Linked DNA regions of Mus musculus: region 1 is linked to region 2. Evidence: chromatin loops called from intact Hi-C (ENCODE). Cell type or tissue: heart. All regions are shown on one strand.

Region 1 (5,000 bases), 160 kb after region 2:
TATGCTTGTATATTTGTGTTGACTTGTTATGGCTAGGAGAGAGGAGGGAGGAGGGAGGAGAGAGGAGGGAGGAGGGAGGAGTGCTCGAATAACTAGCTCCCACAGTCATTAGGTTGAAGGTTTAATAAACAATACCTAAATTGTAAAAAAATAAAAATAAAACCAAGAGATTAGATACATAATATTTGAGATGACAAGATTATTTTATGTACGTCCAAGGCCATTCATTATACAAACATCTTTGACAACACATTCACACACATACATGTATGTGTCTAGATGTGTGTGTATATGTGCATATTTATCAACATTTATATATGTACATATATGTGTGTGTGAATGGAAAATGAGGATGGTAGGTCTGTCTGTCTGCCTAGTGATCACTACAGTTATCCAGAGACGAGCCGTGCAGTTCTCAGCCCTTAGCAGGTACCTGATGAAAAGTAGCTGATATTTAATGCGTACCACAAATGGGTGTGGTCTTCAGAGCTGCTCTTACTGTTATGGAGAGGTTGCCACTGGTGATTATCATTCCACACCCTCACTGGCTTCGTGCAATGTTCAGATTAAAGCCATCTAACATACAGAAGAGGCTCTGACACCGACCCTAGCACACGGTGCCCACTGTGGAACAAACGCAACTGAGGATCCCAGCACTGCGTGGAACAGGGCAGAGGGAAGCACCGAGGAGCCTCTGTCACCGGCTGCTTCTCCTCCAGGTCCTTCAGTCTCCTGGTGCTTTTCTTGCCCATTTTGAGTTTGTCTCTCACTCCCCAGGCTGCATTTTTCTCAGCTATCTCCACATGTCCAATAAGAAACCAGACACTGAGATGCAAGGCTGATCCAATGACATAGGAGATCCATCCTCCCTCCCCATGCCCCTCTCTCCAAAGCACACAACACCTAGGCAAACAGATGCCCCTCACATTGCTTGAGAAGAGGTTTTGACTTTAGAATATAAATTAGTCTTAGCTTTGACAACTAATAAATTTTGTGCATACATGATTACTCTTCTTTGTCCGAAAATATAATATTTAATTATGGTTTCACACAAGACTTAAAACTGTGTTTTCTCCCAGGGGGAAAAAAACTACAACTGGGGTTTATGAAAAATTATTAGTGAGAGCAAATCCTAGAAAATAAATTGGATTTTTGAAATCTGTGAAGTTTAGCACAACAGGATTTTCACTGGGAAGAATGCATGCAGGAAGTATGGGAGAATAGTCAGAAGTCAGCCTCACTGCCACCCTGATAAGACAAACACGCGTGGGAAGATCGCTCGTGGACCTGCCTGATTGTGAAATTTGCTTTTAGAAAAGGAAATAGCACACAATAGTCACAGGACACATGGCAATTCCTAGTGACTTCTACCTTTCTCCAGAGTCTCACACTGAACCCCAGTCCTCAAGTTATAATTGTAATGATCATATTAAAAAGTGCAACAGGGAGTATTTTATTAATTTATTTCTTTTGGACACAGGTATCAATTTTTTTTAAGTTCTCCAAGCTATTTCAATATGGAGCCAGGCTTGATATAGCAAAGCAATGTAATGTATACACTGATGGTACCAGGTACAATAGTTTGGTTAGACGGCTGCTGCCTTATTTATAATCTCCTTTAGAATACAAGTGGACTCCTATGTGTGAACTCATTTTGGTACATACAGTGGGGCTTTCAAAGGTTCACTGTATTATTAATATGAACTCTGCAAGATCTTTCAGTGTAAAAAATAAAAAAGTGAAGGGAAGAGAACTATGCTGTAATTCATATAATTCAAATTTAATAAGGAATTACTATAAATAAAAAAATGCATGGTAGGGTCTAGGGAGTTGGCTCAGTGGGTAAGAGCGTGCTAAGCAAGCATGAGGACGTCAGATGCCCAGAACCCACATGAAAGGCTAAGCAGGGCACACATCTTTGACCCAGTGCTGAGAAGGCAGGGACGGGTGGATCCTCAGGGCTTGCCAGCCAGCTGTCTAAGCAAACTAGTGAACTCCAGGTTTGCTGAGAAACCCTGTCTCAAAAGTAAGACAGAAAACAACTGAAGAAGACTCTCAGTGTCTACCTCTGACCTACACACACACACACACACACACACACACACACACACACACAAGGGGGGCTTGGGCATATGAGCACACATAAGCACACGGATAACTGGCTTACTTCTTGAAGTTAGCCAGAATTAACATGTCTTAATTTCTTCTGTTAGCATACCTTCCTGTAACACAAATAAGTCCACTGTCCCCCTGGCCTAGGAAAGGACATTACTACACACATAGAAAACATTTGAGTTCTATTTATGTGAGCAGTTCCTTTACAAAAGAAGAAGAGAAATCTAACCACAAAAAATATTGAAGACCCTGAAGGAGAGACTATCATGGCATTTTTAAAACACGTTTTCTTTTAGAAAATGACTTTTTCCTAAGATTAAAATTCCCAGCCAGTGCTTCGTTTTTAAATCGGACTTTGTGAGCTTGTGGCTCACATCCAGCTCCCTCTGTTTTGTCCTGCTTATTAAGAACATACCACTTCCACATTGAAGAGAGGCAGGTGGGTATTTTCTGGAGGAGTACCAAGAAGAACTTGGTATACCTCAGAAGTCATTTGACCTCTTGGCGCCTGAGTGTAGGGGGTCGGGGCCGGAGGGGGTAACAAGGCCATCACTGCTGGGTTCTGTGAATGTTTAGAGGCAGGAAGATTACCTGGTCCACTGGAACCTCAACCTGGGTGTCTTCATCTTCTTGAACTTCTGCTGCCCCCCTTGTTTCAGATCTCTCTGCTCCAGCTTTGAAAATGCCTTCACCTGTGGAGACAAACTCATATGAAAAAAAAAAAAACAAAATCCAATCGTGACATCGTGTGGCTGAAAGCTGACATTACAGTAAAATACCTAAAGAGGGATATGTAGATTTCAGTTCCTCTTAAAGATCCTGGGCCCCGATCATTATGCTTTAACTGAGAGGAGGTCCTGTGGCCAGAGGAAGGAGAGCAGAGCTCTGCTGGAATGGCTGCCTGCTCACACACTGCTGCTGACTGGTGCCGCCAGTCGCCAGAGATGGAAAAGCCTCCTGGCTGGACCCCAGTCCCCTCCTACCCAGCAATCAGTGACAACGTTCCCTGTGTTACAATACATTTAAGAGTTTCCATTTCCCTGGAGATTGCTATGCATTCAATATAATGTAGGCAAGCGATTCTCTTTATTGAGGGGAGGGAATCGTGTTTTTATTGCAACAGGCTCATGCACACAGTGGACTTTCTGCGGAAAATCAGCGTGCTCTAGCTTTGCAGATTTCTACAGGATTTTTCACAACCTGTGGCTTTAAGCTCTGACAACAGAAGAGACCTAAGCCCCTAGGGATTTAAGCTAAGCTCCTGTAACTTGCTTCCCTTTGCAAAGCAGCAATCTCTGTTGAAGAACTTTTAATGTCTCCCCTCGGGGGGCCTTCCCTTCTCCAGTCCCAGTAATCAAATCCTAGAGCCATCTGTCATTCTGTCTGTCTACTTGCTTCCAGACAGATTTAGTGCTTCAGCCACCCTCACAGATGTCTTCTTTGCCTAATTTTTAAGGCTCCCCAAGGATGGAAATGTTACCTCCTTTACGCTACTCCAGTGTTTGATTATCCCTGCAGCCTAGAAACTGATCCTGTCTTCTGTAACAAAGGCATGATTGTTAGAAAAATTACTTAATGCATGCCACATGACACCACACATTGCTAAAGGTCCAAGGTCAATCTTAACTATATGCAAAATGTATGTTTACATTTGTTGAGGAATAACCATACATAAGACACCAACACTGTAGTGTAAGACATGAATGAGACTTAGTTCCTAGACTGGGATGTAGGTCAGTGCACTCACGCTGTAGAGCACTCACACTGATGTAATCTGCTCCCTGTGGCTGCTTACAGCCCAACAAAGTGAGAGACACTGAACAGTGCAAAGTTGCTCAGAGGTCAGGGGTCTCATAGGTAAGAGGGCAGCAGCTGAACTGTTTCCTCTGGCATTAGGGAAGAGGGCTGGAGTGGAGTGAAATGTCTACCAGGCTCAACTGAAACCAAAACCAGTAGCAGAGGGAAGAGCCCACTGGGATGCTAATTCATTCTCATTATAAATGTTACTAAGGTGGTGGTGCTATACATTCTTAGGGAACATGCATTTCTTAAAAGTAGTGTTGTTATTCGTCTTGCTATAACATGTATACAGTTTGGGAAAGTTAGACGATGAAGGAAATAAATCCCTTCCGATACCTCATGGTCCAGAGACAGCAATTGCCAACATTTTCCAACACCCTCCTCCTCTTACTCCCCTTTTTCTTCCTTGTCTTCTCCTCTCTCCTCTCTCTCTCTCCCTCTCAAACAAATAAAACTTGAAATGTATAAGTCACTAAGTACTTTAAAATTATATCATGAGCACTTATCAAGACATTAAGTGTTCCTTGAAAACATTAAAAGTATGGCGAGACTGTGCCATAATTGCTAATGCAGATCGGATCTTGAAACAGATAGGAGACATTGTAAGAAGTTGATTGATGTCTAACTGCATTGAGATTAGTAAAGAAACGCCACTCTGGAATTAGGAAGCAGATTGTAGAGGTTCAGCCCCTGGTAGAGGAGGACCCACAGGCAAGTGCTATCTCCCTCTCTGTGTACACAGCAGAAGCAAATATCTCGCTTCTGATTCTTGTTTTCTAAGAGTAAGCCTAGAGCACTGTACACAGTAAGTTCACAGTGAGCATTTATTGAAAGTAAGGCGAAAAGCAAGCTCCAGGCTTACTCTTCTTCTCACATGTCAATCCCTTCCTGTTGATGCCCCCTCCTCACGTGCCGCTGCTCCAGACACTTTGTGGGTGTTTTGTTCCTTTCCACACTGTTCTCTCCGAGCACAGGATGCAACTGTACCATCTCCCTCTGCAGTATCTAATTGGATTCCCCTCCTGCCTCCTGGTTAAGGAAATCTCACCTTGCTATCTCCCTTCCCACCCCATCTCTTACCATCT
Region 2 (5,000 bases):
CCATGAATTCTACATAAACTCATAGACAGATGTAATGTAGTTTCTATCAAAATTCCAAAAAGATAATTTAAAGACAAAGACATGCCTTTCCTGGAACTTAGAATACACAGGCCCTAGAACAGCTGGAAGATCCTAGAAAAGAAGAATAAAGTGGGTGGTACGAACTTATGTGATGATGTTAAAACTTAGTACACAGCTAAGAGTGTGATGAGTTCAAAGAAATAAATGTGACCTAGAACCAGAGCCATTGACACATGTCCTATGAGGTCTTGAGAAAGGTGCACAAAGTTTTGTTAATGAATCGTGCTGGCCTAATTTGATGCCTAAGAGTATAAAGTAACTCTCAAGCCAAACTTCAAAATTTCACAAGTGTTAACTCAAAATCAATTATAGATTTAAACATTAAATATAAAGCTATAACATTTTAGGGAGAAAAGTATATGAGAAAATCTTCATAACTCACAGATGAACAAAGAATTCTTAGACTTCATCTCAAATGCAAAGTTTGCCATTGGAAAACTTAACTAACTGGGCTATATCAAATTGCTCTATAAAGGATTCCTTTTAAAGAATGAAACATCTGAATACTGTGGCCCATCCCTTAATCCCAGCAGTTGGGAGATAGAAACAGGAGGATCGGTTTTAGGCCAACCTCTGCTACACAGTCAATTAGAAGCCAAACAGCTTTTGTCTGAAAAGAGGAGAAAGAGAAGAGAAGAGGGGAGGGGAGGGGAGGGGAGGGGAGGAGGAGGAGGAGGAGGAGGAGGAGGAGGAGGAGGAGGAAGAGAAAGAAGGAGGAGGAGAAGGAGAAAGAAGGAGAAGGAGAAGGAGAAGGAGAAGGAGAAGGAGAAGGAGAAGGAGAAGGAGAAGGAGAAGGAGAAGGAGAAGGAGAAGGAGAAGGAGAAGGAGAAGGAGAAGGAGAAGGAGAAGGAGAAGGAGAGAAGAGAAGAGAAGAGAAGAGAAGAGAAGAGAAGAGAAGAGAAGATGGGGGATTGGGGGGGAAAGGAAAGGAAAGGAAGGGAAGGAAAGGGAGGGGAGGGGAGGGGAGAGGAGGGGAGTGAAGGGAAGGGACGGGACAAACAAAATGCAGAGAAACAAACAACACAGAGAGCACATTTGTAAACCACATATCGGATCACAGACTAGTACTGATAATATACAAAGAATGCCCCAAAGGCTCTGAAAATCCAAAATTAAAAGTGGAAAATAATACAGAAATGTCAGTGTGACTACTCAGACTGTGAATGAGCACAGGTGGAGATATTCGACTTTTAAAATGCAAATTAAGGCCATCAAGCGATAACTGCATTCCTGTCAAGACAGCCAAAGTAAAAAAAGTAGTGGCAGTAACAAATGTCATCCTGGTGGCAATAAAATTCATTTGTTCATGCATCATTGGTGACAATATAAAAAGTTTTGGCCATCCTACAATACAGTTTGCCAGATTTTTATAAAAATGAACCTGCAGTTTCTATATGGCCTAGCAATTTTACTCTTAACCATTGGTTCCAAAAAATGACACTTTGCTAGCCAAGTATAGGTTACAAATGTATAGATTGCTAATAGATATACATAAATAATTACATATTATTGTTATACATAATGTACCATCAATTAGTGCCATAACAGTAATATGTACAGGCATATATACCAACCATAGGAATACTTTTAATTGTATTTAATTAATAATGGGAAGTATATTTTATATTATTTCATAAAATATATTTATTCATTTCAATGGCAATGTTTTCAAACTAACTGAATCAGAAGGAGAAATTTCAGCCAGGGCTTCATTTTGATTTCTGGCTGAAGAAAGGTATATCTGGTCTTCAAAGGGTAGACAACTTTGGTACAGGAGAATCGGGCCCAATCTCCACCTGTCTTTTCACTGACAGCTTGTTAGGCCCAAGAAACACATTACATATGGTGAACAGGTTATTAAAATGACATAAACATAAATGTGTGGCAAGGGTTAACATTGAGCAAACTCAAACACCGTCAAGCTCACATGCTGTGGAAGACCCGTTCACTCCATTGTCACTAAAACAAATATGAAACTATTTCCAGCATGCTAGAAAGGGCCCTGGGCTCTGCAGTGCTGGGACAGCATCAGTTAGGGAAGGCTGATGTAGGGGGGAAAGGGAATGAAAGGGAAGAGGCTGAGAAAGGCAGGCCCTCCCATGAATAATGGTGGCAATTAGTTCGGACCCCATAGTGGGGAGATATCTGACAGGCAAATTGATGGGAATGGGATCCTCAGGAGAAGCAGAGCAATGTGTTCAAATACTGGAAGGCATTGTCCCAGCACAAAGGTGAGGGCACAGTGGCATGTAGCAGCACATGTGAGCTCTAGACAGATCTAAGGCATGGTCAAGGTCCAGGGGAGTTTCCAAGAACAAAAGTAACTTATTGATGAAATGTGACAACCATATTGATAGCTCAAAAATGCCAGGATGTCCACCAAGAATAAACTTCATTCCCAATTGAGAAGCTATACATTGTTCAAGTGAGAGAGACACTGTACATTCAATTGGCATAAGGGGGTGACCTAGTAAGAACGAGAAATTATGCAAGTTTTTTGTTGTTGTTGTTTGGTTTTTTGGTTTTTTAAGAGCACACTCCATGGAACTCTTTATTGGATCTGGAAGTGGGAGGGTCTCTGTGACTTTTTTTTTCTGGGATTCCGGTTTCTAGAGGTGACCAGATGGTGGCACCCTTTGCCAAACTAAGAAACTGTGATGCTGCCCGTAATTTGGGTTAGAAATCAAGAGTTCAAGGACAGTTTGAAGCCTGTGCGAATCATCCAAGGGGAGGAGTCCAGTTAGCAGTAGGATCTGTTCTTTGGGCATGCAGAGGTAAGATGTTAGGTAAGGAAGAGAGGCTACAAAAGTCTCGTGTGGATCCTAGAATAAGCCTCCTATACAGAAAAAAACAAAAAACAAACAAACAAAAAAAACTGTATATCCCCCTTGGCTCCTGAAAGGTATTACAAATGCAATCTTTTATCTATGCCTTCTAAACTTTTAGGAATCTTGCACAAAATATTAAGCTTTAAAAGAATAAGAGTGAACAAATACCTTGAAATTTTAAAGGGAGTTAGGCTGATACACAAATAAATGCCTATGGGTTTAATGTGAGAGGGGGAAGGACTCCAAAACAGATAGTGGGGTAGTGTGGGAACTTATTTTTTAAATCACTAGACAAAGGTCAGTCTGATACACTTTATCCATTTTGTTTAATGAATTCCTGACTACATAAGTAAAGAAAGCAATGGCAGAGGTTTAGGCACCACATAGTCTCTTTAGACAAAAATGGCACACCCAGCTCTCTGTGCTACAGCTTTATAAAGATGTGGGTGAGCTGAATGTGTTTAAAGAAGATCAAGAAGTAAGTGGTGCACGCCTTTAATCCCAGCACTCGGGAGGCAGAGGCAGGTGGATTTCTGAGTTCGAGGTCAGCCTGGTCTACAAAATGAGTTCCAGGACAGCCAGGGCTATACAGAGAAACCCTGTCTCAAAAAACAAACAAACAAACAAACAAACAAACAAAACGAAGAAGAAGAAGAAGAAGAAGAAGAAGAAGAAGAAGAAGAAGAAGAAGAAGAAGAAGAAGAAGAAGAAGAAGACGACGACGACGAAGGAGGAGGAGGAGGAGGAGGAGGAGGAGGAGGAGGAGGAGGAGGAGGAGGAGGAGGAGGAGGAAGTAGTAGTTAGTAGTAAGTGGCAGCATCTGCATGACAGAGCTGAAGAGTCCAGGAAGGAGATGCTCCTGCCTCTGGCGGTGGGTCTGGTCAATGTTTCTGGTTTAGAATTACCATGGCAACCCTGACGCATCCATGAGGGAGCTTCTAAGATTCTTATTGAATGCAGGAAAAAACACCCTAACTGTGAGAACCACCAGTCTCTGGGCTGGGAGCCTCAGCATTAATAATATAAAAAGTGTTATCTGGGTGCCCTCATGCATCTCCCTGCTTCCTGCTAAGGATGCAGTGTGACTCACTGCCCTCCCATTCTTGTCCCCTGACATCCCACCTGCCACCATAGCTTTCCATTATAGAATGATCCCCTTGAACTGTAAGTTTTCCATGTTGTGTGTTGCTTTGGTGTGGTATTTTATCTCAGCAGAAAGGAAAGTGACTATTGCAGTGCTTATCCTAAAGAAACCTTGTAAGCACTACGGATGCCTCTCTGAAATCTGGGACATCCAGCCCTCCCTCCAGAAGCTAAAAGACAGAGTCTAATCCTTTTGGCTCAAAAGATCAGGACCTGGGTCTAAAGCCACAGCAGACTGCTGTAGGTTGCATTCATTAAAAGCTTACATTTTCCTTGAAGCACCTCATACAGGTGCTGTGCAGAATGGCACTTGAGGCTGAAGTGATTACCTGCTGGGAGCTATTGCCTGGGAGACTCTTATGAACAGTAGCAGGCTAGATGAGATGCCCTCGGGTTCATCAAATTGGATTTTACTGCCATTAGTTGGAGGGAAATAGGTCAAGTTTCTATCTTTCCGCGTTTGAAGGTTTGTTTATTCTCCGCTTAGCCTCTGCTTCTCACCCCCAGCTGGTGTGTTCTCATCTCACAGAAAAGTGTTCTTGACCATCTCTGAACACTCCACAGGTTTTTAAAAGCTTCCCCGGTTACAGAATCTAGCTAAGCAACCAGCTCTAACTCTAAACTTCATACAAAGTACTTGCTTGTCTTATATTTAAAGGTTTTTATTTGTATGTGTAGTGTGTGTGTGTGTGTGTGTGTGTGTGTGTGTGTATGTGCGCGCGCCGATCCATCCCACCCTATGTTCTGAGGCAAAGCGCCTTAGTGAAGCCAGAGCTCACTAATTCAGCCAGACTGACTGTCTAGCCACCAAGACCAGGGACCTTCCTGTCTCTGTCTTCCCAGTACGGGAGTTACCGCTGTACTATTATTCCCCTATCTTTGCATGGGTGCTGGGGATCTGAACTGGGCTCTTCATGCTTGTGCACAGGGACTTCGCTGGCTGAGCCA

What was found. Peaks named below come from ENCODE experiments on the same cell type or tissue, not always from the same donor. Only the 100,000 strongest peaks of a DNase experiment are listed, where the experiment ranks them.
Region 1: it touches region 2 in a loop (4-fold over the local background); 5 of 42 quality-filtered maps call a loop at or near these places.

What each region holds. Positions count from the first base shown.
Region 1 is chr13:25,185,483-25,190,482 of GRCm38, reverse strand. It overlaps Dcdc2a (doublecortin domain containing 2a), which reads right to left. Exons shown (of 10, transcript NM_177577.3): 8 at 2,707-2,807. Among named protein-coding and RNA genes, the nearest start is that of Nrsn1, 82 kb to the left of the region's middle. In heart, a CTCF peak has its summit at 2,866; no DNase peak of the experiment used is centred here; H3K4me3 peaks cover 336 bases; H3K27ac peaks cover 336 bases.
Region 2 is chr13:25,345,466-25,350,465 of GRCm38, reverse strand. No RefSeq gene overlaps it. Among named protein-coding and RNA genes, the nearest start is that of Gm34122, 13 kb to the left of the region's middle. In heart, no CTCF peak of the experiment used is centred here; no DNase peak of the experiment used is centred here.